Regions from separate parts of the Homo sapiens genome. Here region 2 is linked to region 1. A link is a loop called in an ENCODE intact Hi-C map of the cell type or tissue named here. Cell type or tissue: mammary epithelial cell. All regions are shown on one strand. Each heading gives the region's core, and the rest is flanking DNA. Links, peaks and the distances in the headings are about the cores only.

What was found. Hi-C counts contacts between places; a loop is a spot of excess contacts. Peaks named below come from ENCODE experiments on the same cell type or tissue, not always from the same donor. Only the 100,000 strongest peaks of a DNase experiment are listed, where the experiment ranks them.
Region 2: it touches region 1 in a loop (2.2-fold over the local background); 1 of 110 quality-filtered maps calls a loop at or near these places.

The regions. Positions count from the first base shown.
Region 1 is chr3:106,757,150-106,773,394 of GRCh38, forward strand. No RefSeq gene overlaps it. Among named protein-coding and RNA genes, the nearest start is that of LINC00882, 480 kb to the right of the region's middle. RefSeq lists an enhancer at 7,750-8,949. In mammary epithelial cell, for the core only: no CTCF peak of the experiment used is centred there; a DNase peak (open chromatin) is centred at 8,372; H3K27ac peaks cover 1,886 bases.
Region 2 is chr3:106,815,576-106,831,820 of GRCh38, forward strand. It overlaps LOC101929534 (a long non-coding RNA gene), which reads right to left and starts at 7,495. Exons shown (of 3, transcript XR_001740472.2): 1 at 1-7,495. RefSeq lists an enhancer at 14,460-15,053. In mammary epithelial cell, for the core only: a CTCF peak has its summit at 9,398 (motif pointing right); no DNase peak of the experiment used is centred there.

The DNA.
Region 1 (16,245 bases), core at 6,264-11,263:
TTATAGAGAAAAGAGTGTTATTTGGGCTCACAGTTCTGCAGGCTGTAAAGGAAGCATGGTGCCAGCATCTGCTTCTGGTGAGGGTCTCAGGAAGCTTCTAATCACGGCAGAAAGCAAAGGGGAGCCAGCAAGTCCCATGGCCAGAGAGGGAGCAAGAGGCAAAAGCAGAAGTTCAGGTTCTTTCATACAGCCAGGTTTTGAGTGAATTCATAGAGTGAGAACTCAGTCACTACCATGAGGACAGCATCAAGCCATTCATGTGTGATCCACCCCCATGACCCAAACACCTTCCACCAGGCTGCACCTCCAATCATTGGGGATTACATTTCAGCATGAGATTTGAAAGGGACAAACATCCAAACCATATCATCAAGGATGTGGAGAAAAGGGAATACTTACACACTGTTGGTGGGAATGTAAATTAGCACAACCTCTATGGAAAACAGTATGGAGATTCTTAAATAACTAAAAATAGAACTACCATTCAATCCAGCAATCCCCACTACTGGGTATCTACTCAAAGGAAAGGAAATCATTATGTCAAAAAGACATCTACATTTATATGTGTATTGCAGCACTATTCCCAACAGCAGAGCCATGGAATCAACATAAGTGTCCATGAAAAGATGACTGAATAAAGAAAATGTCTTATATACACATCATGGAATAGTATATAGCCATAAAAAAGAATGAAATCATGTTTTTTTGGAGCAACACAAAGGAGCTGGAGGCCATTATTCTAAGCAAATTAATGCAGGAACAGAAAATCAAATACTGCATCTTCTCACTTATAAATTGCAGCTAAACAGTGGGTACACATTAACATACAGAGGGAAATAATAGACACTGGGGACTCCTAGTGTCTCGAGTCTATAAAAAAAATTAAAGAGAGAAGGCCTCTAAACAGCAGAGCTTTGTTGATCCTATGCTTCCCCCAGCCTATGCCTGCTTACCACCTTGAGCTCTGCCTCACATATTCATGGTTACTGAGACAGAATTATGGCGATTGAAGTAAGGGGCTGAGGATTATGATTTGTGAGGCACAGAAAAGCAAGAACTAGCTAAATGTAATGGTAAGTTATCTCTGTGAGGCTGGAAATAGAGTCAGAGCTAATTTGTGATATCTGAACCTGGAAAAGTTGATGGTTAGTAATGTGGTTAGACCATTTTATCATACACTCAAAAAACCATTGTTACTTGTCCATTATAGTCAATTTATGCATCAACAGGAAACAAGGCAAAAATCAGAATTGCAGCTATTAACTCGTTAAACATATTCTTACTTTTCTCCCTATTTTGACATGTGTGTCTCCCCCAATCTAAGAGTGGTTTTCAGTTATTCATTCAGCACTAATTAAGTACTTACTCTTTGTAAACATTAAATGTTTGAGGTAAAAAGATGAAAAGATTCTGTTGTTGTTGACTTGGAACTCACAGTCTAGCGAGAAAGACAGTTGTAGTATAATCTCATAATATGCTTATGAGAGCAGGTGTGAAAAATAAGTACTCTTTCACCATTTCAGCAGAAAATAGCAGAGTGAAAGTGTGTCGTAATACTAGAAACTGACAAATGGATCCTTGCATATGTGAGTCAATTTATAATTTAAGATGGTAGTGATAGCTCTGAAACATCAATGCAATGATTTTCAAATTCTAAAGTGCATTTAAATCCCCTGGGATCTTGTTAAAATACAGATTCTGATTCAGCAGCTCTGCAGTAGGACCTAAGACTGTGCATTTTCAGCAAGGTCCTAGGTATTGTTAATGCTGCTTATCTGCACACCACACCTTGAAAAGCCACTGGTTCATGAGCCCTATCTTTATATATTCCAATTCAATAGTCCCAGAGTGGGCCAAAGTATCTTCACTTTAAACAGCAATGCAAGTTATTCCAGTGCACATGGTGCTCACACACTTTCATAAAGCATTGATTTATGAGCTCATAAGATTTCTCCATTAGCAGTCTCTCCTTCTAAGATTAACACGTTTTCTAATTCCTGCCACCTGGACATTTTTTAACACACCTTGTTAATTTAGAGAGATGCAAAATAAAACTGAAAAATAACACATTATGCTCAAAATTAAAGTAGAATTTAGAAGACATGTTCAGATTTACTTCTTCCAAAATAAATACTTAGTCAGGATTCATTATTAGTTGATGCCTCGGGTGTTGTATTAGGTGCTAGGGTTACAAAGATTGAGAAGAAAAGATCCATGCTCTTTTAAATAAGCTTGTTTCAAATGAACAAATATGTACTGAATGCCATGCTAGACATCATGCTAGGCATAGAGGCATTGCACAGTCTTGCAGGAACTAGTCTTAGTTGTTTGGAAAATATTGCTTAAATAACTGAAATTTTCTCTTGGGTTTCCTCTGATTAGTTCCAAAATTATTCTGAAAACTTTAAATATGTGTGCCATATATAACTTCTTATATGCCCATTTGAACTGCCATCACCTAGTACACAAAAAAGAAGCATGTATTCAACAAATCTTGGTTGCATTTAATATAACTAAATTTCTAAATTCCAAAAATTATTACTGAGTTGCTTATCAAAGATAAAATAGCAATTCAAGCTTGATACTGTATTACAAGACTTTGTAATTACAAGACTTGTCTGCAAGCAGCCAACAAACATATGAAAAATGCTCAGCATTGCTAATCATCAGAGAAATGCAAATCAAAACCACATGAGATACCACCTCATACCAGTCAAAATGACTAATTAAAAAATTCAAAAATAATAGATTCTGGCGAAGTTACAGAGAAAAAGGAATGCTTATACACTGTTGGTGGTAATGTAAATTAGTTCAGCCACTATGGAGAGCAATTTGGAGGTTTCTCAAAGAACTAAGAATTCAACAAACATTTCACCCAGTGATCTCATTACAGGGTATATACCCAAAAGAAAATAAATCATTCTACAAAAAAGACACATGCACTTGTATGTTCATCACAATGCTATTCACAGTAGCAAAAATGTGGAATCAACCCAGGTGCCCATCAACAGTGGATTAGATAGAGAATGTAGTATATATACACCATGGAATACTACACGGCCATAAAAAAGAAAAAATTTATGTCCTTTCCAGCAACACAGATAGAGCTGGAGGCCATTATCCTAAGTGAATTTATAGAAACAGAAAACCAAATACTGCATGTCCTCACTTATAAGTGGAAGCTGAACATTGAGCACACATGGACATAAAGATGGGAACGATAAGACACTGTAACTACTGGAGGAAGGAGAGAGTGATGAGAGGGATAACGGCAAGAGCTGAAAAACTATCTACTGGGTATTATGCTTACTACCTGCATGATAGGACCATTCCTACCCCAAACCTCAGCATCATGCAATATTCCCATGTAACAAACCTCAACATGTATTCCCTGAATCTAAACTAAAAGTTGAAATTATTTTTTAAAAAAACAAATGTCTTTATGTGGCCTGTTTTACTCTTGCTATTTAAATTTCTACAATAGTCTTGATTTTTTCTCTTCCATGTTAATAGAAGAATAATTAAGAGAAGAATGCAAAACACACAAAGCCATGCTTTTCTTCCCCTCCCTGATTTTATCTCTAAATTGTCTCTATTAAATTAGAGCAAAAGAGACTCTACATTTAAAATTGCTTTATATTTTGTAACGTTGCTATACCCAAACAGTAAGTTTTTTGTCAGATGGCTGTGTCAAATACTGGAAACAGAGCAAAAAATCCCAATAAAGGTCATTTTAGTTGCAAATAAAGAACATGGTTTCTTCTGGGCAAAGTCTATGATCTGTGACATTACTAGCTCAAGAAAGGCATACTATTCTGTTTTCATTTATGTTCCAAACATGATCAGTTAACCTTAAAAATACCAAATAAATGCCACTGAAAATAGCTCAGCCTAGAATTCCTAGAGGAAAATAATTTCAGGTCTATTTCTGTAGTTATTACCAAAATAAGAAATGTGGTTGGTTATGGGTAAAAAAGTCACTGCAGAGAGGCTGAACTGATGATAATGGAAAAGCAACATGCAGGAAGAAAGCTGCAGCCATACTCAGAAGTGTAACTTGTAAATGCTGCCCAAGGCAGCAAACTAACTTTTATTTTTACCCTGACTTCTGCCTTATAGGTCTATAAATTCTTCCAGCCCCAGGATCTCTGATCTTAAAATGATTTCCTAGATATGCGTAGAGAATACAGTTTTCTCTTCAAACAAGGTTAGATACAGCACAATTTCTCATTTTTGTTCAAACTGATATATTAGCAGATTCAGCCTTGACCCAGGAAATAACAATAGGGCTAGAGGGGCATAATGCTTCGTGTTCTTAACCTACTTCAGCCAATAATTATTTCCATTTCAGGGCCAATTACTTACGTAATGAAGGACCTGTTTACTTACTCCCATCCCATCAAAAAAAAATTAAAGTTTTATTTACATCATTCAGTTTTTAAAGATCATATTAGAAAGGGATCACTTTTATCATAAGTAAACAAAAGACAGGCTATCTCAATGCATGTATACAACTCTACAAAATAATGGAAAGTAATGTTTTAATGATGGTGATTAGGGCCGGCCGCAGTGGCTTACACCTGTAATCCCAGCACTTCGGGAGGCCAAAGCAGGTGGATCACTTGAGGTCAGGAATTCAAGACCAGCCTGGCCAACATGGTGAAACCCCATCTCTACTATTATAAAAATACAAAAATTAGCTGGGCATGGTGGTGCATATAAGTAATCTCAGTTACTTGGGGGGCTGAGGCGGGAAAATTGCCTGAACCCGGGAGGTAGAGGTTGGAGTGAGCCAAGATCTTGCCACTGCACTCCAGCCTGGGTGACAGAGCGAGACTCTGTCTCAAAAAAAAAAAAAAAAAAAAAAAAAAAAAAAAAAAAAAAGATGGTGATTGGTTTTCATATAAGTATGCCAATCTGTCAATTTGAATTTTCAAAATTCTCTTCTATATTCTACTTAGAATAATTATGTGTCCTTCTGTGGAACTCCTCACCTCAATTTGTAGTAACAGTTAATTGTACCTCAGATATTTTTACCATTATGTTCATTACATAATGGTTTCATTAAATATTAGGATGAGGAATGGCTAATAAAATCCCCAAGATTTATTTAACCTTGTGCATTTTATTTTTAATATAAAAATTATTCTAGAGAATGTTACTTGATTATTTCCCACATTTTAAGGGGGATAAACAAAACAACCTTGTATTTTAACATTGAAATATTCTTAAAAGTAAAATTTGAAATACGCTAATTATACTGACATCTTTTGTAAGTGATAACACATAATTGAATGGCTCCTGTACCAGAAGAATCACAACTATGGAAAAAGACAAAGAGCCTAATTTATTCTGACTAATCAGGATTGATGCTAATTAAAGAAGAGTGCAAGATAATGACTTCATTACTACCTGATAGATGGAAATAGATTGTTCTTCTAGGTAAAATAGCAATTAAATAACTTTTTTAAAAGGATTTCTTTTCTGAAGACTTTCTTCTATAAATGGTGAAGTATTCATATAAAGGTCTTTTTGAGAAATCAACTAGAAAAAATAGATTTCATCAAAGGCTGTTTATTCTTTAGTATTTTGTCACATTTCCTGGATATGCACAAGAAAAAGACAGTATCTGAACAGGTGGCAATCAGAACAAAATTGACTTACATTATTCGGTGGAATGTTTTGCATTAAGAACATAGTCTAGTGAAGTGATTAAAGCACAAGTTCAAATCCTAATTCCTTCATCAATCAGCTCTGTGACCTGCAATCAGGTGTTTTAACCTCACTAAGGCTTAATTTTCTCACCTGTAAAATTTTTAAAATAATAGAACCTGCTTCATAGAGTGGCTTGAGTATTAAATAAAATTATCTGTGTAACACTCATAGCACAGAGCATGGCATTTAGAAAGAGCTAAATAAATATTAGCTAAAGTATTAGTTTTCTCTTGGCATGTAACAAATCACCACAAATTTAGTGGCTGAAAACAACACAGTGTTATTATCCCACAGGTTCCATGTGTCAGTACCCTGGGCTTGGGATTGCTGGGTCCTTTGCTCAGGGTCTTCCCAGAGGAAATTACGGTATTAGCTGGGGCTGCAATCTCATCTGGGGCTCAGGGTTTCTTCCTGGTTTACCAGTTGTTGGCAGAATTCAGTCCCTTGCACTTGGGAGACCGAGGTCCCTAGCAACTGGAGGTGTTACCCCATTCTCTGCCAAATGGCTCTTCTGTGGCATGGAGGTTTGTTCTTCAAAGCCAGCAAGAGTGCATCTACCGCTGCTTTCTTCTACCTACCTTCTTCCATCTCTGACTTCTAAATTGTTTTTATCTTTTATTTTTTTTTGGTGGGGAGCTTTGTCACCCAGGCTGGAGTGCAGTGGTGTGATCTCTGCTCATTGCAACATCTGCCTCCAGGGTTCAAGTGATTCTCCTGCCTTAGCCTCCCAAGTAGCTGGGATTACACGCCCGCCACCATGCCCAGCCAATTTTTGTATTTTTAGTAGAGACAGGGTTTTGCCATCTTGGCCAGGCTGGTCATGAACTCCTGACCTCAGGTGATCTGCCCACCTCGGCCTCCCAAAGTACTAAGATTACAGGTGTGAGCCACCACGCCCGGCCCTAAATTGTTTATTATTGTTATTTTTGAGACAGAGTCTCGTTCTGTCACCCAGGCTGGAGTGCAGTGGTGCGATCTCTGCTCACTGCAACCTCTGCCTCTCAGGTTCAAGCGATTCTCCTGCCTCAGCCTCCCAGTTGGATGGGATTGCAGGTATGTGCCACCATGCCCAGCTAATTTTTTTGTATTTTTTGTATTTTTAGTAGAGACGGGGCTTCATCATGTTAGCCAGGATGGTCTTGATCTCCTGACCTCGTGATCCACCCACCTCAGCCTCCCAAAGTGCTGGGATTACAGGCATCAGCCACCGCGCCCAGCCAAATTATTTTTTAAAAGAGCTCACCTCATTGTGTCAGATACTCACAGGATCTTTTGATCAATTTAAACTAGCTGATTAGGGACCTTACTTACATCTGCTAAATGTCTTCACCTTTGCCATTCAAGGTAACTTAATCATGGTGATATTCCATTATAGTCAGAGTTCTCCCCTGCACTCAATGGAAGGGGATTCCTATCAGGGAGTATGAATTGTGAGGCTCATCTTAGAATTCTGTCTACCAAAGCTATAATTTTATTATAATTTTATAATTATTACTAAATATTAACTGGAGTGTTTATTTAAAATGAGTCTGAGCCAGGTGAGGTGGCCCGTGTTTGTAATCCCACCACTGTGGGAAGCAGAAGCAGGTGGGTCACTTGAGCCCAGGAGTTCAAGACCAGGTTGGGCAACATGACAAAACCCCATCTCTTCAAAAAATACCAAAGTTAGCTGAGCGTGGTGAGGTGCACCTGTACTCCCAACTACTTAGGAGGCTGAAGTGGAAGAGTCATTTGAGCCTGGGAGGTTGAGGCTGCAGTGAGCTGAGATGACACCACTGTACTCCAGCCTGGGTGACAGAGTGAGGATCCTGTCTCAAAATGAAATGACATAAAATAAATGTCTGAGATTATGATTAGTTGTACCTTAACATTTCTTCAAGCACCTGCATTTTAAACTCTCATTGAGTATACCATTGAGAAAACAGTATTTTAATTTCTTGAGGATTTAGCACATCATCTAAACAATTTATTCAAGGTTGCTTTTTCCAGGTGTTTACATCATGGTGAAAAATAATAGCAGCAGTGAAAATACAAATACCACAAAGTTATAAAATATCCAAATACAGGCCTAAAAGACATTGCTTCTGGTATAGTTATAAGCTAAGCTGCAGAAGCATCTCTGAAAACTGTAACTGAAAAGTTATGAAGAAATTTAAGAAAAATAATGATCACTAGCACTCCTAGATGATGATTAACACACCTAGATTGCCAAGGGAGATTATTACCTACAAAATGATAAGATTTTTCATGTATACATACACACACAAACTGCTTGCAAAAAATACACTATTTGCAAAACAAAAGAAAAAAATGCGAAAGAATGTTTGTAATGGGTAGCTTTGATTTTGAAAGAAACAAAAAGCCTTTCCATGATTAACAAGATTACCTTAATCAAAATTAAAGAAATGACATAATGGTTAATTTATGGCTTGATTAAGGTATAGTAAGGGAGCAAACTATAGTAATATTTTGACAGAATATACTTGTAACGGAAATGGCTGCGCTTTAGTCAGGAGTAGACTGAGGTGGCCTTTTGGTGAAGTGTGACTCAGTGGGTTTGGAGCGCAGGCACACCACCCCCACATATTATGTAATCACTCCATGTAAGGCACATTAGGAAACCACTCACGCAAGCTCATACTCGGCTCAGAGCCACTATTGTCTGCAAAAGGTATAATTACCCTGCTGCCACTGTACCTATGGCTCACACCCAGGCTTGCACCCAGAGAGAGAATAAGCCATGTCAAAACTGCCTACGATTCCTCAAGTGTTTTTACAGTTACTCACCACTCACCCACTCACTCCCCTCAGACCTTAGCTTGGACTGGAACCTGACGCTTGGCATGATGATAATTTTCAAAAACAATTATCAAAACTATTGCATAATGGAGTCTTTCGATTTCTGATAAGTCCATAATATGTATGGCAATTAGTTCATTGTAGGCAAAAAAAAATTTAGGGCAAGAAAAACAACAATTATTTCAGAAACTCCTTCAGGAATAGGTGTATAGTAGAATTGATTGGATGAGATCTGTTCAACTGAATGAAGAGAATCAAATTATAGGAGTTAAATGAGTCAAGTTAAGAAATTTAGGAAAGTATATGCAGGTTAAAAAGTCCTTGAGGAAAAACAGAGCAAATAAGGAGAAAGAGGCAGGAGAGCTACAAAATAATTTACATTTTTGCTTCTACAAAATGAAATGGAATCTGACCAAATAGAACTAAAGTTTTAAGAGTGAGCTGCACATTCACCTCTCCTAGTAAACTTGGTAGTAGGTTCTTCATTTCATGGCAGTGATTTATAATGAGGGAAACTCTCAGGCAAATTGACTAACCCTTAATGATAGAACCTGGTTAAACCAGGCTCTTATTGGAGGAAAAACTCAGAAGTCTTCAGGGGCTTTCTGAATCAGATTAAAAGTGAGACCATTTAAATATGAGATCAAAAATAAGATTTATGGTATAATATAAAAGAGCTTAATTAAGTGTACATGCCGATGAGATTCCAGATACTGAGTGTGCTTATAATTGATGCCATTGATTTAGTCATGATCAGTACATTGAATTAAATACTCTAATTGCATATTATTTCACTGGTTCTTCTCTTAGACTTTGTTTCCTTAAGGAAACTTGTCCAGGGAAAAAAAAATGAGAGATCATTCTGTTGGTCACTATTGTAAACAGGTTTGGATTGTCATAATTACTCTTCCCAATATTTGCCAGGAAGAGGTGAGGGTAGCATAAAAAACACTAGGAAATCATCAGAAGAGAAAAAAAAATCCTTCTCAAAATCTAGTATCCTCTTTATTTTGTAAAACTTTTTTTTTTTTTTTTTTTGAGATAGAGTTTTGTTCATGTAGCCCAGGTTGGAGTGCAGTGGCACAATTTCAGCTCACTGCAACCTCAGCCTCCCGTGTTCAAGTGATTCTCCTGCCTCAAGCTTCCCAAGTAGCTGGGATTACAGGCATGCACCACCATGCCTGGCTAATTTTTGTATTTTTAGTAGAGATGGGATTTCACCATGTTGGCCACACTGGTCTGGAACTCCTGATCTCGGGTGATCCACCCACCTCGGCCTCCCAAAGTGCTGGAATTACAGACATCAGCCACCCTGTCTGGCCCTATTTTGTGAAGCTTCATACTGATGAAATTATTGATGCATCTTTATCACTGTGGTTGGCCGAATAATATCCTTCCTTGAAAGATGTCCACACACTAATCGCTTACACCTCTGACTATGTTATCTTATATGGCAAATTGGATTTTGCAGATGTAATTAGGGTCAAGGACTTTCAGATGGAGATATTATCCTGTGGGTGGCACACAGATTATATTGTGGCTATCAATCAACTTAATCACATGAGTCTTTAAAAACAGTCTTTCCCTGGCTGTGGTAAGAGAAAGAGATGTGATGATGAAAGCAGACTTGGAGGGATGTGACATTGCTGGCTTTGAATTTGGAGGAAGGGGCCATCAGCCAAGGAGTGTGTGCAGCCTCTAGGAGTTGGAAGAAGCAACCAAACAGGTTCTTCTAGATGCTCCAGAGAAAAACTCCACCCTGCTGACACTTCTATTTTATCCAAACAGGACCTGTATCAGACTTCTAACCTACAAAACTGTAGGATACTAAATGTAGGTTGTTTTAGGCATTAATCTTGTGGCAATTTGTTACAGCAGCAATAGAATACTACTATAATTACTAACGGAAATTTAGCAAAAACCATTCTATGTTAGTAAAAAGTAGTTCCTTCAGAACTACTCCTTCAGAGGAGCAAACAAAAATGCAGGAAATAAGGAAGAGTGAAAGAAAGCCAATTATTGCTCCCATCTGTTCTTCCTTTCAACCAGTTCCCACTACAACACCTCTATTAGGTTAATTGCCCTCTCAGGACACTTAGGAAGTATAGAGCTGTAAGGTGTAACAGTGAGGAAATCCTAAGCTGAATAATTCAATAAATCTGAGTTTGAATTCTACCTTTGTCACATAGAGGACTTGTGGTATTGAGCAGAGTATTCAAAAAGCCTGATCCTGAGTTTCTTTATCTCCATGATGAAGATAATTATCCCCATAAGGGTTGTCAAAATAATCAAATGAGCTAATATTTAAATAATGGCTAGTGCATAGTATATCCTAACTGAATGAATTTTAGCCTCTTATTATCACTTTTTCTAGTGAGTTACATTAAACCATAAAGAAGTTATATGAGTAGCATAAAGTTCACATTAAGAAAACCACAGGAGAAAGACTAAATTTCCAGGACTCCAGCCTCTAATTATTTTTTTCACTATTGCCTGCAGCCTCTATTGGTCAAAATATGTGTTATTATATTACAGAGTTCTGGCTGGGCACGGTGGCTCATGCCTGTAATCTCAGCACTTTGGGAGGCCGAGGCGGGCAGATCACCTGAAGTCAGGAGTTTGAGATCAGCCTGGCTAACATGGTGAAACCCCGTCTATACTAAAAATACAAAAACTATCCAGGCGTGGTTGCACACACCTGTGATCCCAGCTACTGGTGAGGCTGAGGCAGGAGAATCGCTTGAACCTAGGAGGCAGAGGTTGCAGGGAGCCAAGATTGCGCCACTGCACTCCAGCCTGGGCAACAGAGCAAGACTGTTTCAAACAAACAAACAAAAAACAACGAGAGTGCCTCAAATTGCCATCTTAAGTGTAAAAATTCACAAAATATTTAATTACATTTATAGGAACAAAATGAACTTGTCTTTATCTATGGGCATACCTTAAAATTATCTTTTACTAACTCTTCCACTAACTCAAAGAGTAAAACAGTATAAGTCAATTTTCGTATTAACCTCTTTAGATCCTTGTTCTTTGTAATGGATATAATCAATAAATATAGACTTAGAAATGAATCAGTTATACGATAAATAACTGACCTTCATACTATCACTGATCTTTCAAAATAACATTTAATAATTCTTAAGCCACAAATATTAATTTACTGACATATATATTAATGCAATCTCAGCATGCTGGATAATCTGTTTTCCAGATAGGAACATGTGGCAAGTAAGCATTACATTTTCTACAAGACAGGCTAGATTCTAAAATCAACATGTAAAGCAAAATAGAGGGAGTTGTTTAATAACATCAAAAGTGCAAGACCTGTCCTGGGAGTCTCCCTAATTAATCATCTCATCCCATATTCCTTATTAAAACTTTAAATGAATTAAGTGTTTGGCTCACTGATATGTGGGATGCACCCAAAGTAATTGAATGTGGTAATTGAAAATTTGTTAAACCTGTCACTGTACATCATTATCAGCTTTAAATCCAACAGAGAACAATTAGCTTACAATAGTTATAGTTGAATCAAGTCCACTTTATGGTTGAGTGAGTAATGCACATTCATCAGTAAATTAAATTAGACTCCAAGTAGATGAACAGGATAAAGGTTGCATGTGTGAATGGTGTAAATAAAGTAAAACATAGGATTTATGGAGTGCTAAACCTATTTCCAGAAGCAATGTGGGCTAAATAGCCTTCATTACAGCCTCTTAACCAGCAGACAGGTCATGGATCAAGCAAGAGTCTGAAAATAAAAATCTACTTAACTCTAGCCCCTGGCTTATGATTGATGTGTTAAAAGTAAATAAGCAGATGTGTAAATATTAATAGATAGCAGATAGCATCATCTTCCCATTGCCACACAAGACTACTACAATTTATAAAAGCAGAAAACTAACAAACTCTATTGTCCGTTATATTTTACAGGAGAAGGCTTTGGGGTAAGAATGCCCCATTATGCTCTCTCAACTGACTAGTATTTTTAATTAAAAGTTACGGTTATGCTCATTAACAAAAATTTTACTGCAGAGTTTCTGCAATGATGGAAAATATTTGAAATATTTGGTAAGGATACATTTATTTGGCAAGAAAATTAAAGTTACATTGGTCTATAATGGTGTATTTTTATACACACTCATAAAAGGTTTTAGGTGCAGACATATGTTCTGTTGAATGACTTGGAATTGAAATAAATATGATGCTGAAAAACATAACAAACAGATACTTGTGTTACTGATGTGTTTGAGAAGCTCAGAAATAACAAACATTGGATAATTGTGTAAATGCCAGATATAACTCAGTTGCAATATCCTACAACTCTGAAAATGTGTATGCTTTGATCCAAGGGTCATCTAAATTTTAGGTTATAGACATAAAATGTACACATTTATGCTGTTTAGGGCTAAAAATTTGATTAATTTAAAACTAGCAGTAAAACATAGAAGTGGACCTTAATGTTTATATTTCCTACCAAGGTTACCTCCCCACCAGTATTATGGTATCTGAGAAATCAAATTAGTAATTTTAATTTTTTCTGGTCAGTATGTTTATAGTCTCAATGAATGTTTTATTGCATTCAAGCTGAGTAAAAAACATATGGGTGCCTTTGAGTTTCTAGAGATAGACTGCTATCTCTCTTAGAAAATATATTTAGGAAAATATTAACTATTGAGAAGTTTTTATTTCTCCCAGCTGCTCCCACCACCATTTTCTAGATTTCTTGAATTAATTTTCAACATATTTTCATCACATGACACGTTATAGCATTTTCAACAATTACCTTCTCCATTGATCATTTCCTGTTGCCTTATAGCCAGCCTCCTAAATCGCAACAATAATGTCTACAACTCTGAGGACAGAACTGATTACTTCTGGAAAACCTTCCTGAAGATAGCTAATCTTGGCCTTCTAAGTTCTTGTTGCTTGCAATAATAACATGGCAGCTCTTGGTAAGTGTCCTGGTGTATTTTTGATTTGTACTTTAGGCATGTTTTTAGGGTCTTCCAGTGACAGTTGAGCTAATAACTCCATGGCCTATGGATTTCCAAAGAAATGTATAATATTTAATTGTCATTTTTATTTATTGATAAAAAGGTATCCCTTTTATAAGAGATTTGGTTCTGAATAGTTTATATAGAAGGTAGAAAGTATGTCTTAGGTTGATTCAGAACTTATATTTCTATATAATAATGTCTGCCATTTTTTATTTTAAGCATTTCCCCTAAAAATTTTAAAAGTAGACATAGTTTTAAAGGGAATTTCATTACTTTGGGGCTACAAACCTGAATATGCTTTTCTTTTTCCCATGATTAATTAAGACCCATAATCTCACCTGATCTCAAGTTGTCTTTGGTTTACTGGCATTTGGAGTCTTGTTTCCATCTGGGTTATAACCTTTCATTGGCGTCTTTATGATAGACGTGTTGGGAATGTAGGAGAACCTTAAATCCATCCAGTGGGCTTAAGTTGCTGTTGATACTTTTTTTCCTCTATAAAATGAAATCAATACCTTATGTGAAAAATATTTGGAACATTCTACAATATAGATTTTTTAAAATTAAAGATTGTGTAGTTGACTGAAACTATATAATCCTTGTTCTAGTGAGCCAAATGCTAAATTCTAAGCCTTACCTAAATGGTTCAAAAGGTTTTAAACACCAAAATAATATACATTATTTTCATTTAAGTATCCCCTGTGTGTATGGCACTGTACAATGTTCTTTGGGTGGAGAATGCAAAATAAATAGAAGATGGATCCTACCATTGAGAAATCATTATGCACATGTATGAAATGAAAAGCCAATCAGTAAAAACTACCTATACATTAGTTCCGTGTGGTATGGTTTCAAGTCAGGTGAAGTCCTTAAGGGTTATAGGATACAAATACATAACGTCAAAAAAGCACAACCACCTTCATCACATCAAAGACCCTCTAGGCCAGCACATAGACAATAATAAGATGCAAGAAAAGACAAGCACTATAATAGAAATTCAAGCCAGACAGTTTCCCTCAGTCTTTAGCACTGGAAAACTACCCGCATTATGAGTGAGGCTGCAGGAGCTAAAAACAGACGCTCAACATTCATACAAAACTGAAACTTCAATATCATAGCAAACCAGGGAATAGTCTAAATGGTTTTAAGTGATTAAAAAAAAAACTAAGTTGGTTTTGATCTGCAGTTTTTCTTCCAAGTAGTCTTTCATAAATTAAAAAAAAAAAAACAACACAGTAAACTTTAAAAAAGATTCAGTAAACTTCTGTATCCCAACCAGTAAAGAATCCAAAATAAATACTTTTCCTTTTTTGTCTTATTATAGATCTATTCACCTATATCCCTCTATACAGGCATCAATTTACCTATATTTTAATGAATTTCCAAATAAGTTTCAGACATCAGTATGCTTCCTACCTAAACACTTTTATATAATTAGTTTACATTTTTTAGGTTAAATGTACCTGCTATACTGTGCCATTAAATTAATTTTGACACATGCATAACCTGTATAACCTAAACCCCCATTTTTAAAATATTCACTCTTAGTACTTAATGTAACATATCAAGAGGTTGAATACTACCTCACCCAAGAAAGTTTCCTCATGCCCCATCCCACTTAGTTCCTACCCCTAGACCTCCAAGAGACAACCACTCTGAAATTTGTTTCCACCAAAGATTAGTTTACCTGCTCTATAACATCATAAAAATGTAATTATATAGTATGAACATTTTACTTAAAGCTTCTTTCACACAGTATTTTTTAAGATTCATCCATGTTGTTGCACGTTTTTTTTTTCATTTTTATCACTAAATACTACCGCATCATATGAATACACCATAATCTGTTTATTCATTAATGTATTAATAAACATTTTCAGCTTTGGATTTTTATGAATACAGTTCCAAATAACATTCCTATATAAGCCTTTCTGTGCATATATCTTTTGATTTCTCTTGGAATGAAACCAATGAATCATAGAATAAGTGTATATTTAGTTTTATAAGAAAATATTGTATACTCCCAACAACAATGAATCAGATTTCCAGGTGCCCTACACCCTCACTAACATTATCCAGCTCTCCCTCTCTCTCTGTCTTTCTCTCTATATATATACATATATATGGACATACATATATGTACAAGTATGTATATATATGTACATATATATGGAGAGATTTTATATACACATATACATAAAACTTTAGACATTCAAGTGCATATATATGTAGTCGTATCTCTCTGATTTTAATTTGTACCATCTAATGACTGTATTAGTGTAGATTCAAACAGGAGATAGACACCACACATTGGGTTAGACTACAGAAGTTTAATATAAAGAATAATAAAACTATGATAAAAGAATAACTACAACATTTGAGAAAACTCTCTATGGTACCCCAAGATGGAAAGTAAGTACCACAGGAAAGACAAATTTGGTAGGGGGCTTCCTTCCCAAGGCTGGTGTGATGGTTCATACTGAGTGTCACCTTGACTGGATGGAAGGATGCAAAGTATTGATCCTGGATGTGTCAGTGAAGGTGTTGCCAAAGGAGATTAAGAGTTGAGTCAGTGCACTGGGAAAGGCAGACCCACCCTTAATCTGGGTGGGCACAATCTAATCAGCTGCCAGCACGCCCAGAATAAAAGCAGGCAGAAGAACATGGAGAGATCAGACTGGCTTAGCCTCCCAGCCTACATATCTATCCCATGCTGGATGCTTCCTGC
Region 2 (16,245 bases), core at 6,976-11,975, 59 kb after region 1:
ACATACATAGAAAACATAGCTCCATATTCTAAGCGTATACAGAGAAAAGGCTTATAGATATGAATGTGGGTGGTGGCCAACTTATCTAAGCCTTGAGTCACCATCTTTTTACCTGTATCTGTATCCTTTAAAGATTGCTGGTGAGAGACAGTAGTCCATTTCTATAATAAAAGAATATTATTTTGCAAGTATAGAGCAAGATTATGCCAAATGGTAGTACTTACAGTCCAAGGCACTTACATTGTCATCAACCTATGAAAAGCAACCCAAAATCTATAGACAACTGGGTGATTTATAGTAAAGGTCTTTTAATTATTACCATGTGGTGGTAAAAAGAGCAAAAATAGGATAAAACAGCTATCTTCATATGTGATTTGAATAGTTAAATGAGAAACAGAAAACACTGGGATATTTTCATCTCTGTAAATTTGTTACTAAGTGGCCTTTATATGCTTTTTGAAACCCTAATCTTTTCCCCATCTGGATCATAATATAATACATATAATATTCCACTAAATAAACACAAAGATGTTTATAGTACTATTTGCATCACCTCTTTTGGCAGGTTAGGACAATATTATATAAAAATACCACCTCAAGGGAAGATTAAATTTTGACAGAGGTGTCAATAACTCACATTTGGTCTTTGGCGTCCCTAATTATCATCCTTGCTTTCTCTGCTCTTCCCTTCCTGTCGTTCCTACCTTTCTCCAGGTATACAGAGCTCCTGCCTCTCCAGATTTCTCCTACCATGAAGATAAATGATCTGGTTAATAAATTAATGCATGTCTCTACAGATTTCTGTTTTAAGATTAGTCTACAGCATGACTGCAGAGCTAAAACAAGGCAATAGATATATGGAATCTCAAACACAAATAAAGGAAATTTAGAGGAAGGAAAATCTTACTGGTTTCCTTTAAATTACACCACCTACATGACACCATTTGCCCCACCTCTGAATGTTAAGGCTGATTCATAGAATTATCAGCTATAAAAAGATATTTAAAGTTTGTAAGTTCAGGAATAAACAGAATAATAGAGTCCAGTGGTTCTGAGAAGGCCTCTCTGCTATCCCAATAGCTCTTATACACAGAGAATTGCTAACTAAAATCCCAAAATTAGAAAGTGTCATTTCGTTGTCATCTTTTGAAAATGTACATACTCCCAAGCTAGACAACATTCTTAGCTTAATAATGCATCCAGCCAATATTTTCTAAGATACTTCTATGCGCCTGGCTGTGTGCTAGGTACTAAGGATACAAAGATATTTATGTAACGAGCTCAGTAATTAGGTGGAAACCCAGACATGTAAACAAATAACTAAAAGGCAATATAATAAGTTCTATAACAGAAGAACCGACACAGAGATGAGAGTAACTGAGTCACCTGGAAAAAAACTCTTAAAAGACTTCCTATAAAACACAACCTTTTAACTGGTTCCAAAATGAGTGCAGTTTTTGATCAAAGAAGTCAGCAAGCTTGAAGCTGCAGAGACTTGAAAGGACTCTACAAGAAAGGAAAGAATCAGATGTGTGCATAAAATAATCTGTTTGTTTACACCTTTTTGGGGTCCTAGAGAATAAAGTAACTCTTTCTAAACTCAAAGAACATTCATACATCTCCTCTTGATTATAGCTAAAGACATAAATATGCACTAATAAACCAATGTGCTAAAAATATGCACTCTTTTTACTAAGAAAACATGTACCAACAGAGATACGGGTAAATGTAGAAACTACTATATATGTCAGTAGGCATCAAGATAGAAAACAAAATTTTTAAATTGTGGTTTTATTATTTTTTACCTATGTGAACTCAGCTGTCTATTGTCTATTTACTTAACATTATTAAGTGCCTACCAATTGCCACGTGCTTTTCAAGACACTGGGGATTTATTAGAGAAGAAGCCAAAGTAACCGAACTTCACAGAGCTTACGTTCCTAAAGAAGAAGATGGAAAATAAACAAGAAACAAATATGTAATATATTCCAGGTGTGGCTAAGTTGAAGCATCTTGCAAGCAACTCAAGGAAAAGAAAACCCACGTGAAATACAGGGAAAATAGAAAAAGTTTAGATTTGAGGCATTAGAGACTGGCTGAAGCTGCTAGAACTTAAGGTGCCAAGATCACAGAGACTCTGAAACCACCGAGAGGTGGGCAGATATCGTGTTGGCCATTTTTTCTTGCGGGGCAATTCTTGGAATGCTGAAAACTAAGTCAGGGAGTTTCCATACCCTTACGTGTCTATAGGAGTCACCTGGTCCTCTGAATGTCAGGGTCTGGGGAACAGGCATGAGGAAATTATGCTGATACTCTGGCTACTGCTATTACTGTCCTTTGTTCTTTGTCAGTTACCCAGGCATCTCATGACTTCTGTTAAGCAGCAGAGAAGCCAACAGAGGCGTCTCCTGTCTCTCCTTCAAGGGCAGAGGGTGTTTTGTATCTCTTTCACCTTGCTGCAAAGGATGTTCACCTCTGGTCTGAGGGTGATAGTGTTTGTTGCCCTTTCCACAGAAGCTTGTCTTTTACTCTGTAGAGAAGTAGGGGAGAAGGTTCTTGGTAAGGCTTTCTGCCTTTTCCTTTTCCTCTTCCACAACATCTTTTGTTCCCCACTCCTGTGCCTGCATCAAGATGAAGGCTTTCTCAGGACTCCCACCATGCTCTTAATCTCTCTTGTAAGTACCTGGTGAGCTCTGTGGTGATCATGCACATACCTGCAATTTCCCCTTCTGACTGCAGCTCCCAGGGATTCTATGCACTCATGCTAAAACAAAGTCAGTTTTTAGCAATTTGTCAAAAATTGTAGTTGCATTCTTCTGAACACATTTTATGGGGTCCAGCATCTGCTGCAAAAAAGCAAATGCTCATAGTCTGTGTCTCCTTTCAGGTGAATATCTTCCTTTAGATTTTGGGTTAGTTGGCTGCCCCAAAACCTCAGCTCTCTGATGAATCCAAGAACAACTATGAATTTACAGATGATCTATTTTCTATATTATAAGGGTACAAAGGATGCCCTGACCAGCCTTTTACATCCTAAGCAAAAGCCAGAAGATAACTCTCCTTTTTTTAACCACTAGTACAATTCATCCGTATGTTGGGAAAGAAATAGTCACTTATTCCCACACCTTTTATAAAAGCTTATGCTTTTCTTGAATTTTACATATTTAAATGTTTTCACCAAAAAAAGACAAGTATGTGAAGTGATAGATATGCTAATTATCTATGATTAATGAGTTAATCATTTCATGTTGCATACATATATCATAACATCACTGTTTACCACTAAAATATGTATAATTATAATTTTTCAATTTACAACAAAATTTTAAAATAAAAAATATCTAATAATAACAAAATTCTTTGTGAGAAATAACCTAATACTTATCAAAATGTTGAGCAAATGCTTGTGGATTTACTCTGTCTAAATACTTCGGTCCATAACTAAGCACATATAGCTTTTTTATGTCATATACAAACAGATGGTACAGAAATGTCAGTCCTCTTATCATAAACTAGTAGAGTGACAGGCAAATTAATGAAACACATGTCCTTTTTTCTGATATTTAATGTACCAACATATGATAAAAGACTTTACGCTTTATAAAATCTTGTTTTCAATGGCAAATATATAACTGAAAGAAGATTGTCTATCAACAAATTTCACCAAATTGACTAAAGGTACTAATTCAATTAGCAAGTAGTTTTAAGTTAATAGCAGTTTATGTCCTAAATAGTAAATAAGTGACTCATATTTGGCCTAAGAAGTAGCTCATGGGATTTAAGATACAAAGATTAAGTGTGTTTCATTTGAACAAATGAGCTTGGAGAAAAGTACTTCTTGAAGAATATCTTGGAAAATAGACGACTTGGGGGGAAGGTTGATAAACATAGGTCAGTTTTCTACCAGATAAAGAGGCTTGTTTATAATTAATCTGATGGTGCTAAAAAGGCTTTTAATTAGATTTCTAACACAAAATGGGAAAGGATAGGTTTGGGGTCTGAAACACAAGAGTTCAGCCATCTGCTGCCAACTAGCCCTTGCCAACATGTGATTTGCAAGTTAAATTATGCCAGCTGATGACATATGGTGCTCCTTCTTTAAATATCTTACTCAAAATGAGTTTGCTGCTCTACCACTCGGCTAAATACTAAATGCTCTCAAATGCTGAGTTTGGCTTTCAGAAGAAACAATGGTTTCCATAGTTTTCCTTAGCAAACAAATCTAAGTAAAGGAACACAGATCTAAGTTATTGGCTATGTGTTATTGTCCTGCGGCATGATTGTGAGTTATAGAAATTCAGCCTCTGAAATGTTCACATTCAGAATTTACAAACTTAAAATTCTCCTCAGTTTTAGGTTAACGAAGTAAAGAAGACAAAAGTCACCTCCCTAGGTTTTGATCTGTATTTGAGGAAAGAAGAAAGATAATCTAAAAAAGTTAAAAAAAAAAAAAAACTATTTGAATCCATTGCTTCATCTCTAGAATGATGTGTCTGTCAGTTGGCAGAAGAGTTCAGACTGACTGACAGTGCAGTAGGTGTCAAAAATTTAAACCATCAACACACTGCAAAACAACGTATTTTTATTCCCAGTGGTCTAAAGCTGCAAAATTCTGTCTCTCAAGGTTTTGGGCTTTGCAATAGTTACAATAATTTGTAACTATTTGTCTCCAGAATTATTGATCCCATCTGGCTTGAATTAATGCCACATTTTTCCAGACCCTTTGATCTCTCAACCTCTACAAAATTCTCCATAGCAGTTTTAATAGGAACTAACTAAACACATCTATGTAAGCCAATAACTACACTTATGCTAAGACTATATAAGTACACACAAACACACACACATACATCTTCCACTAATCACACCATAAATTTCTCTACCTGCGATACATCCCTATTGTCACTTGAAGGTACGGATTTGAGGCTATTTGATTGAAAATTATGGTGCCTGTCGATCATAGTTTTTGTCTCAGCTGTTTGTACTCCCTATCCAGTCCTAATTTTGTGATCATGACTAAATCTTATAGGTATCAATGGCAGTTCTCTTTCGGTAAGACTTAGCCTCCTAACAAACTTGCAGCATTTTCTCCAGTTGTCACTATGGACTACATCGCTACAAAATTAAATTTAACTCCTTTTCTTTACTATATTCATCTGCCATAAAGCAAAGACTTTATGGATTTCCCAAACAAGGCAACATATCTTAAATATTGATGGCAGTGGCAGCCCATCTGGAGTGACGGCTGCAAAGCTGCCAGCTACAGTGAGGGAAGTCCAGCTGGGGTTGCGTGCTCCGAGGAGACGGTGGGACAGGAACAGGCAGGAGCTACACCTCCTGCCGAGTCAGCAGGGCAGGGCAGGAGTCCGTGCTCCCAGGCACAGCTGAAGCCTCCTGGGTGCAGCTCCAGAACTGGGCATCCCTGTGCTCTCGGGGGCCCAGGAAACCCCCCTTCCCCAACAGGATCAGAAGTGCCCGCTCCTACTCCCTGGCCTCTCCCCACTCCTGGAACCCACTCTGGTGAAGAGCAAAGTTTTAGCCAAGCCCAGGCGCTGTAGCGACCGCCAGTGTGTGTACCTCAGGCAGCACTGACACGGTCAGCCTCCTGCCGCTTCAGACCCCCGCCCCCAGACTTTGGACACTGTGTTAGTCTGTTTTCATACGGCCGATAAAGACATACCTGAGACTGGGTAAATTATAAAGAAGAGGTTTAATGGACTTAAAGTTCCATGTGGCTGAGGAGGCCCCACAATCATGGCGGAAGGCGAAAGTCACATTTTACGTGGCAGCAGGCAAGAGAGAGAATATGAGAACCAAGCGAAACGGTTTTCCTCTTATAAAACCATAAGATCTCGTGAGACTTATTCACTACCACGAGAACAGTATGGGGGAAACCACCCCATGATTCGACTATCTCTCCGTGGGACCTTCCCACAACACTTAAGAATTATAGGATCTACAGTTCAAGATGAGATTTGGGCGGTGACACAGCCAAACCATATCAGACACTGACAAGCATGGGAGGGAGGCCAGGGCAGTGACTGAGAGTGGCTCGACCCAGGCCTGCAGGCACACCTTGGCACAAACATCTTGTGCACTATGGACGGCATGTTGATGACATTGGGAGGCAGACGGGTTCCTGGGTGGAAAGGAGCAGGTCACCAGTGAAGCCCCACTTTCAAGCCAGGGATGGCCTGGAACCTGGGGGCTGGGCTGTTAGTTCCAGGTCGAGTCCGTGGCCTGGAGTGAGAACTTATGGGTGCTTTTTCCAGGCCCACCCATGGCTACCCATAAACCAATTAGCACACACTTCCTCCCTTCTGAGCCTATAAAAAACCCAGAATCAGCCAGATTTCACACAGATGCTGGGACTACCAGCTGTGGGAAGGAGCTACCCACTCTTGAGTCTCCAGAGAGCTGTTCTGTGGCTTAATAAAGCTCCTCTCCACCTTGCTCATCTTTCAGTTGTCTGCATACGTCATTCTTCCTGGATGTGGGACAAGAACTCAGGACCCATCGAATGGTACGACTGAAAGAGCTATAAAAAAACAAACAGGGCTGGAACATGTCCCCACTGCTCACCAGTCGTGGGCAATGAGAAGGAGAAGAGAGCTGCGGCCTTTTGGGGAGCCCAGACATGGGAGCCCCCCAAGCCAGGGCTGCGACACCCTCTTTGAGACTCCGGTCTCTGGCATTTTCAAGCTCCCAGGAGCCACTGTGTTCCCTCTGTCCAAATGCAGGTGCCTGCAGTGGAAGCTGTTTGTGGTGCATCTGATCCAGCCACAGGCTTGCACAGGAGTCAGTGCTCGAGCCGGCGTCTGGAGCTGCCTGCCCTGCTTCAGCAGCCGGCATGCCTGGCTGTGCACAGTGGCCAGACCCCACACTCACTCACTCATGCACCCTGTGCCACTCCATCCCCGACTCACCCTTGGCAGGCATGGGATCCAGGCTGGTAGCCTGAGGCAAGCGCAGCCTGCCAGGCCGAGTGGGTGAAATAAGCTCTGGGCCTCGAGCAAAACTCGAGCAAAGGTTCCACCAGCCACAGAAATTTCTAGCTGGAAAAGTGACACCCGATGGCTCCCATGACAATATTTCATTACTTTGTATCTCTGTGATACAGAGGATTTAAAAATAATGTAATCAACAAATAAGTGAAAATGTAGGTTGATGAACCAACACAAAAAAAATAAAATGCTGGTAGAGCATGAAATGATTGTTTTGGTTTTCCTTGGGAAGCCAAAGGCAATTGGAATTTCAGGGAAACTGACTAACATGATGTATTAGTCTGTTCTCACATTGCTATGAAGAAATACCCAAGACTGGGTAATTTATAAAGATAAGAGGTTTAATTGACTCTTAGTTCCATATGGCTTGGAAGGCCTGAAGAAACTTATAATCATGGTGGAAGGCACCTCTTCACAGTGCAACAGGACAGAGAATGACAGCCAAGTGAAGGGGGAAGCCCCTTATAAAACCATAAGATCTTCTGAGAACTCACTCACTATCACAAGAAAGGTATGGGAAAAACCGACCCCATGATTCAATTATCTCCACCTGGTCCCGCCCTTGACACATGGGGATTATTACAATCCAAAGTGAGATTTGGGTAGGGACACAAAGCCAAACCACATCACATGAGCACTGACCAATGAGAACATAGCTGGTTTAGAATAGTGTCTTGGACTGGGAGGCCCCTGCCTGTGTCAGGAATTAAAACTTTAATTGCTGGACTGTGACAAGAGACAGAAGTGAGGCAATAAGCGATAGGAGATAGTTTGACTTAGGAAAGATGTTGTATAAAACTAGTTCATAATCATTTTTATGTTTTAACAACCAATATGTTATATTTTTATACAATGGCTGAATATTAGTCCCAGTCTATAGATTTGCTTCCAATGTTCCCAATAGTGAATTTTTGTAACACACAAGGTTTCAGAAAATAAATCTTCATAGTTCTAAAGGATACACTAAATCCTGATGAAGTTAAATCTATCACATCTCTTTGTACCACCAGTATCAATAAAACACAGAAAAATCTACCTGTTCTAGAATTGAATATGAGATGCGTGTGTCTGCATGTGCTGGAAACGGTGGGTAAAATGTGTGCATTTCAGCGTTCTAAGCCCTTAAATGTATGATTCAAATGTCTCAGCTTTATTAGACTTTAAATACGAATATTGTCACATTAATTGTAAAGTCTTATTTCCTGTATTTAACTACCACCTTTACTTGCAGGCTTCTACCCCACCCTACCCATGGTATTTCTGATAATTCTTGGAGCGTGCTTGTGATGTGCTTATGAAGCAGAACAGCAGTTCACAGGAGCCACATGACTTGCTCTATGTGCTTAATGTCTAACTTTCCTACCCTTTTTATGACGCTCTACACAAGAGGTTTCTAGACTGTGCCTCACATGCTGATACTGCTGATGTTTTCAGGACACTGAAATAAACTGCATGGTTTCTTTTATAAACTTTATAAACTGTATGGTTTCTGCTGCTTCCTGACCTGGACTTCAGGTACCAAATTCTCTCTGTACTGAAGAGCGAAATTCTAATTATTAACCCTGTGTGGTACACTGTCACTAACATGGAGCAGGGATCCCTCTTAGGGGCCTGCTACCTAAGATAGCTCCCCACTCCCCATGCATGAAAATAAAGAAAAATTTTGAGTTCCTTCAAGGAAATTTCCAGGTACCTAGCTAGCTTTGGTAAGTAAATGAGCAACCTGATAATAAGCAAAAAGGTGATAATAACTTAGAACAACAGCCAAGGAAATTTGAGCCTCAAGATGTTTGATTCCCTTGGTAGCTAAAGGTAATATCTTAACATATATTCCTGAGTTGTTTTTCATAAACCTGGACCCCCACTGGGTAGAAAATGCCATCCACTGGCACACAGATCTCAGATAAAGGGGCACTGAGGGCTGAAATCTGACTGCTGTTCTTTGTTCTAAATTTCTTCCTGAGGGTCCTGGAGTCATGCCCACAGGCCAAACTTCAACATTCCTTTCTGCTAACCCCAAGACTTTAGACAAAGATTTGCTCTCTTAACCAATCACAAATCAAAGAATCTTTGAATCCACCTATAACCTGAAAGGCCCTGCTTCAAGATATCCCACCATTTTGGGCCAAAGCATTGTATAACTTCCATGTATTAATTTATCATTTTGTCTGTAACTTCTTTTTTGAAATTCAACCCTGCCTTTAAAATCCCTTGCTTGTAAACCATCAGGGAAGTCAGGTCTTAAGCATTAGCTGTCCAATTCTCTTTGCTTGGCACCCTGCAAATAAACACCATGCTTTCTCTTGCTGCAAACCTCAGTGTGGATGTTTGGTTTTACTGTGCCGGATAAGCAGACCCAGGCTTGGTTTGGTAAAACCAACCAGGCCACAAGGTGTCACTGCTTTTGCCCTTTCTCACACAGTCCTTTCACTTCTTCCTTAGCCACTATTTAGTAATGGTTTCCTCTGAACTCAAAACTATTCCAGAAGGGCAGTGAATTGAATGATCCACAATAAAATGTGACTCAGACTACACTATGAGTGTCCATCCTCTTGCACACAATGATTTACCTAAGCAAGGTCAATCAGAAGTTGACAAGGCTTCTGAAGTTGACAAGGCTACTGAAGGAGGGCTAGTTTTTCTCCTTCTGTGAGATCATAATTTTTTTAAAAACTGGCTAAGTCTGGACACTCCAGGAGCCATCTAGATGCCACACAGAGACAGTCTGTCTTGAGAATAAAGCCAAGAAGAGGCAAACACAGCATAATTTAGAATGGCGCTCACTAACAGAGTTGCCACCACGCAGTGTTTTACATTTGAACTGATTCAGAATAAATGGAAATACTTTATTTTCTCAGTTGGCCATTAGCCGCACTTCAAGTACTCAATAGTCACATGTGACAGTTGAATTAGACAGTTGAGATATAGAACATTTCTATCATCACAGAGTGTTTTATTGAACAGCATGATCTAAAGGAAGAAACTGAGTTCTAATTTCATCCTTTAAACCCCTGTATCCAGCATTGCCTAAAGCTGCATCCACTTTAAATTTCATTTTGATTTAAGCTAAAATAATGAAAGCATGTTTAACTTTTACTTGTGACCTTTAAAAATTTACAACATAAACTAGCCCTCGGTCCTTTTCCTCAGAACCAGATGCAGAAAACAGACAACCTTTTCATGTTTTTCCAGGTTTTTTTTTTTTTTCCATGAACTATCCTGAGAAGACTCAACCTCACCGTCTCCTTCAGAAAATACACACACACACATAAGCACACATTTACCATGAAAAGAAATTTGAGGCAGGGGTTTGGTAGGTGTTATCACAAAGCCAGTCTCTAGTGTCAAAGATAACCAAATCGGACACTAGTTTAAAGTAGTGAAAACAGATTTTATTCAGTAATTGTTAACAGTAGGAGAAAGAGCGGAGCTGCATTCTGATTTGCACAGAGGTGACTGGGCAATTTAAAGCAGGGAGTCAAGTGAAAAATTACAGTCAGTCAGTATAAATGCCATTAGGCCAGCTGTGTCTGCTGGCTGGCAACTACTGAAGTTAGGATTCTGTTCTCTTACAGAGCTTGGAAAACACAGACTATCCTTCCTGATGACTGCATTTCAAAGGAATGGCTTTCAGGCCCTTGAGAAAGACACTCTTGAATTGTATGAAATACAAATACATCTCAAAGAAACACAGAAAGGATTTCCAATTTTTTTGTTTGTTTGATAAACATTCTAAGAAAGGGAGACCTATCATCAGATATTGAGTAGAACAAAGGGAAAATTCTTTTGACAGCCCAGAGCTTTTCAAGACAGGCACTCAAAAGAGGGCTGGATTTGTCCCAGAGACAGGCCTTAGGTAGCTATTGGCCATGTTAAAGTTTGGTCAAGTCTCTCGGTAGTGCACGGGTTTGAATGGAGTATTTGTACCCAGAGTTCTTTGCAGTTCTCATTACCTAGATTTTTCCAGAATGCTCAGTCAAATGCAAATCATGTAATTTAATCTACAAGGCAACCTTCTGATGCCGAGATCATTATCCACTTTACAGATGAGGGAACTAAAGCTCAGAGGGCTTAAACTACTTGTTCAGGTCACATACCAAAAAATTAAGAAGCATATTGGAATCCAGATTTCTGACAAAATTGTGTTTTTCCTCCTATCGCCCATAACTTTGTCTCCCTACAGAGCTCCCTAATTTTTCATGCATGTTTCTGTAACTAGTTTTCACAGAAGTGCCCTTGCCTTTAAATGACAAAGCCTGTAAGATTTGAATAGGAAGGAAAAAAACTCAGAAAAATGTCAGAAACTTGTGATTAACAGGCAGCAGGTGTATAAACTGAAAGTGCGAGACTCACATCCATTGTCATCTCAGCAAATGGCTTGGTCCCAAAGTTGCTGAAGGGGGAAATCTGATTATCTTTGCTTCCCCAGAAGACTGATAAATCGAATTCAGACTGTTATTGTTCCAGATACAGCCTGAATCTTCCATAGGATTTTAATCAGCAGCAGCATTATGTAGCATATGGGAGTTATTTGGCTGAAAGGAGACTCCAACTGTCACTGGTACATCCGCTCAACATGAAAGGAAAATAATAATACAAAGTAATGGGGCTTTCTTATCTACAGAGCAGCTTCCCTCTGAGAAACTCTGTGGTTTACTGTACTACATCTTTACAACATCCTGTTACGTGGGTCAAGCAACTACTTGACTATAATCTTGGATGTTTACTGGCTGATTCCACCAACATTTTAATGTCTTTCATAGCTCTTTCTCTATCTCAACTTATAAATCCTGTTTCCTCTTACTTTTCAATCTCTTCTGTTCTCTTTATTGGTTAACTTTCACCCATCCCTTCCCATTTAAATTGTCTCATCCTTCATTCATCTTTCTCAGTACTATGTGTTTTCCTTTCCTATCTTTATTTTATAGAAGCCTAGATAGGGAAATTAGAATTCATACGACAATAGAGTCTTTAGTTCAGTTACATCATCCTGTTTTTCTACAGTATCGGGCAAATGTAGCCTTCACTTTACTTATTTACTCCCTTAGTCACCAAAACTCTATGGAATGTGTTTGTTTCAAGATTCGAAAGGGAGTAACACATGGTCTTTTCCTTCAAACATGGAAGACAAACCAACAGCTAATGACAATAGAATGTGATAAGTGTCATCTTCTTACTGAGCCCATTAAAGTACAGAGAAAACACACTAAGTGTGTGGTGCCTATGGTGGCTGATCCCTAGAGCCAGATTCCAGAGTCAGGCTCAGAAACCAGTCACCGGGTTTCTTTAAAACCCTTCCCCCATCTCTTGACCTTTGTTGACATGCCTCAACCCCCATCCCCACCCTTTTGCTCCACACACCTAGAAAGGTTGTGAAAGGAATATTATGCTTAACAGTCTTACACACACCTGAGGATGACATTGACTGAGCTCATCTGTTAACTCATGAGTCAGCATTTCTAGTAAACTAGGAATCAATCTAAAGTACCCCCCCACCCCACCGTGTGTGTGTGTGTGTGTCTCTCTCTGTCTCACACACACACACAAACACACACACTTCTCTTTTTCAAATTACAGGGAATATGAGCAATGAACAAATGTTTTGCTTCCTAATAGCACCAACATTTTTTTTTAAAAGTATCAAGACTCTCTTGAAATTCCTATATTTTGTCCAAACATGTAGTCAAAAGTGGTGAACTAGTCATTGCCAGTTTTATGCCCTTGGGTAAGAGATAAACTTTATCAAATGACAGCAAAAAGAGAAGGATGGTTAGAAAGAGAAATGATCACGAATTACACACTAATTCAGTAGTGGAGCCAGCTAAGAAGGTACTATTTCCTTTCCCTGTCTCTGGACCTAATCATCTAACTTCAAAAAGTCAACTGCCAAAAGAGAGAGAAGATGCCTCCTCTACCATGACATTACCATCAAAGTGTTCAAGCTTTAGAAAGGAATACCTAAAGTAATGAATGCTTGCAAAAGAAAATCTATGCTGTCTGTACTTGGGTGGGAATTCAGTAAAAAAGAATTCCTCCTTCACAATTAATAATGAAAAAAAAAACCTATTTCATTAACATCAAAAAAACCCTAGGAAAAATTAGGCAGCAAAACAATTCTGAGTGTCTCAGATAAGGCCTGAAAATCAGAATCTAGTCACTTGGGATCCAGAGAGATGTGACGCTGTTGTTGAGAGTTTATGCTGAGAGTAAAAATTAGGTAGCAAAAAGTCTCTATATAAGATTGTAATATAATCCTTTTTTTTAAACAGAAATAATAACCTTTTCTTCCTTTCTCTTTGTATAAACACAGTACCTAGGACATAATAGATGCTAAATGTTTATTGCATAGGTAAATAAATAAACATTATTTTCAAGCACTCCAAAACGAGATTTAAAATAATTAGCATAAAGAATTATAAACATAGAAAGCCTTTTAGATTCAAAAACCATAAGCATAGAACTAATAAAAACTGCATAGGAGAAGTTCAAAACCCACATATTAACCTCCCAATAAATTTGTTAATCTCGATTTGCAGTAACAACACTGTTATTGCAAAACCAATACATCTTAGGCTAATGGGCTAATTGCTTCAGCAAACATCTTAGAAGCCTCACTGTTTTCACACAATGAACTTTTCATTCTTGTTTACGTCTGAGTCTAAGGCAGGAGTGGGATGTGGAGGCGAGATACTCTGCACCATGAAGCTATTCAGGGACCTTGATATTTTAATCTGTTGGTTCTTTCATTGCCTATCACCTCAGGATTATCCACAGGATGCCCTCCATTTAGCCAGCAGATGATAGAGACAGGGAGCATGTGGTAAATGGTATGGGAGGTTTTGTGGTTCAGGCAGGGATATGGGCACATTCCTTCTGCCCACATTCCACTGGCCAGAACTCAGTCTTTGACTTTAAGTCAGACGGGCTGAAGAGCTTCCTTTTGATAAATAATAGGCATGTTAGTTTTTAAGCAGAGAAATGACCAAGATGAAAGTTGGGAAGTACATTGGCCATGCTGAGTAGAAGAACCTAGTGAAGGGATAAACTAGACACAGGGAGATCTGTTAAGAAGCTATTGCAGTAATGTGGGCAGAGAATGATGAGGCTCAGACTAAAGTAGTAGAAAAAGAATAACAAGAAAATGATGAATTTGCAACATACATTGACTGACTTGTCGACTGAACAGGAATGAACCAAGTAATATTCTTGGGTTTTACAAATTTATAAAATTTGGGTGGGCTTTTAGTTAACTGATGCATTTTTTTGTTGGTTTATTAGTTTTTTCTCAAAGGGATTATGATAATAAAGATTTAAATGTGAAGGAAGTTCATAGAATGCAGTGTCTGTGGGAAGTCAGGGAAAGCTAATGAAGAGTCAAGAAAAAACAAAGGGAATGTTTTGAAATTCTGTAGATCACATCGAGGATTTTAAACTCAATGTGTGATAGCAAATTAAGTGTCAAAAGAGGACAAATTATCTTCAAATATTTTCCCCTATTTGTTTTGTTGCTATTCTCCACAACTGCCAAACATTCAGATGCAAATAAAATGCTTGAATAAATAATTCCATTTTGGCTGTGGCAACTGGCTTACAGTATGCATTTTGGGAAATTCTGTAAAGATGTTATTTTTAGGGCTTTGAGGAGAAAAACTACCTGGGAAGCTAACTGGTAACCACTTAATCAGACAATTGATCTAATTGAAATAGCTTTAGTCACATTGTTGACATGTATTATAGCAATTAACTAATGCTCAATAAGTTTAAAATACATCATGAAAAGTCCATTACTTAGACAAATAAGGGTGCCATTAATCCCTAAAAAAAAAATCTACATTTCAAAGCCTTCCTGCAGCCTTTCTGCAATTTATGAGAGACAAGGACATAGCAGCAGTACCGAGCACAGGGTGATCCCTTTAGTGGTAGTAACAGCCAGAGTGATTAACTTAATGTGAGAGCATTTCCATTTCCTTGAGCATGTCAGCACCCCCCTCTTGAGTCCCACCTGGGGCCAATTACCAGAAAATTCCAGAATATTCATATTCTCTCTGTACTGGGTCATTCACAATAAAAACAAAAGAGACTTCCTTTCTTTAGGTCTTCTACACATTTAATTCTTTTAATGGAAAGAAACGAATTCACATACATCTCTCAGTTGTTCAATACAAACTTGGGAGAAGTACTTTTCGGCATCTATGCTGTTTCTAGGCAACAGGAACATTTTAAATAAAATTTTCATTAATTTCTCAACAATTATGCAATAATTTACACGTGCAAGTACTCTATCAAATACCTTTCATCATACATATTCATAAAGTAGAATTTGAAAAATACGCTCACACAGTAATAGATTCAGAGTGCAAAATGGAGCAGCAGAATTCCTAAACAGGAACATGTCATTGCTAACAAATAATAAAGCACCAAAGAATACTTGAGCTACTATGAAACAAGTACTCTTTACTTAATCCTTGTCACAACCAAATAACGTAGATGCTGATATTGATCTCTATTTAGAGATAAGTAAACTGAGGCACCAGAGGGTAAGTAACTTGCTGTAAGTCACACAGTTGGGAAATGACAGAGAAAATGCAGGGACTCGGCTGGCTGCAGGGTTCACCCTCTTAACCCCTTGATGTCTCTTGGAGCAGGAGCACAGAGAATATTTCAGTATCAGAAGCTACATATGTGGTTTGTAGGATGGGAAGGGCATGGGCAAGAAAGGAGCAGAAGGGGTGAAACGGAAGTGTTAGGCAAGGATCAGGTGATAAGATATTTGGATAATAGAAATTACAAAACTATTTGCTAATAATTCCAGTAAGAACAGTGATAATCATAAGGCTGTGGATTTGCACAAAACATGCAAAAAGGTAATGGACAAATCAGGGTTGGAGCCTCAGCCATCTGCATCTATTTCCAGTCTTTTGAAAAATAAATACTGTTCAAGTAACTCTCCATTGAGAGAGGCTGGGAAATAAAATTTGTTTACTTGTAATTAACGTTGGTCACCTTTCCTGAATTGTTGCTTAGATGCCAAAGATTTCTACCTACATCTTGCTTTCAGAATTTTCTGCCGAGGATCAAACTCATGTTACCGATTGCAGTTTCCTCAGTAAAATTGTCTGTGACATTCTCAAGACCTATCAAATAGAATGTTCTGCATCAACACATGTTTCTATAAGACCAATTTTCTCTTGATTAGAAAATACATCTCAGAATCTGTGTACACAGGCAAATGTCTTTGCCA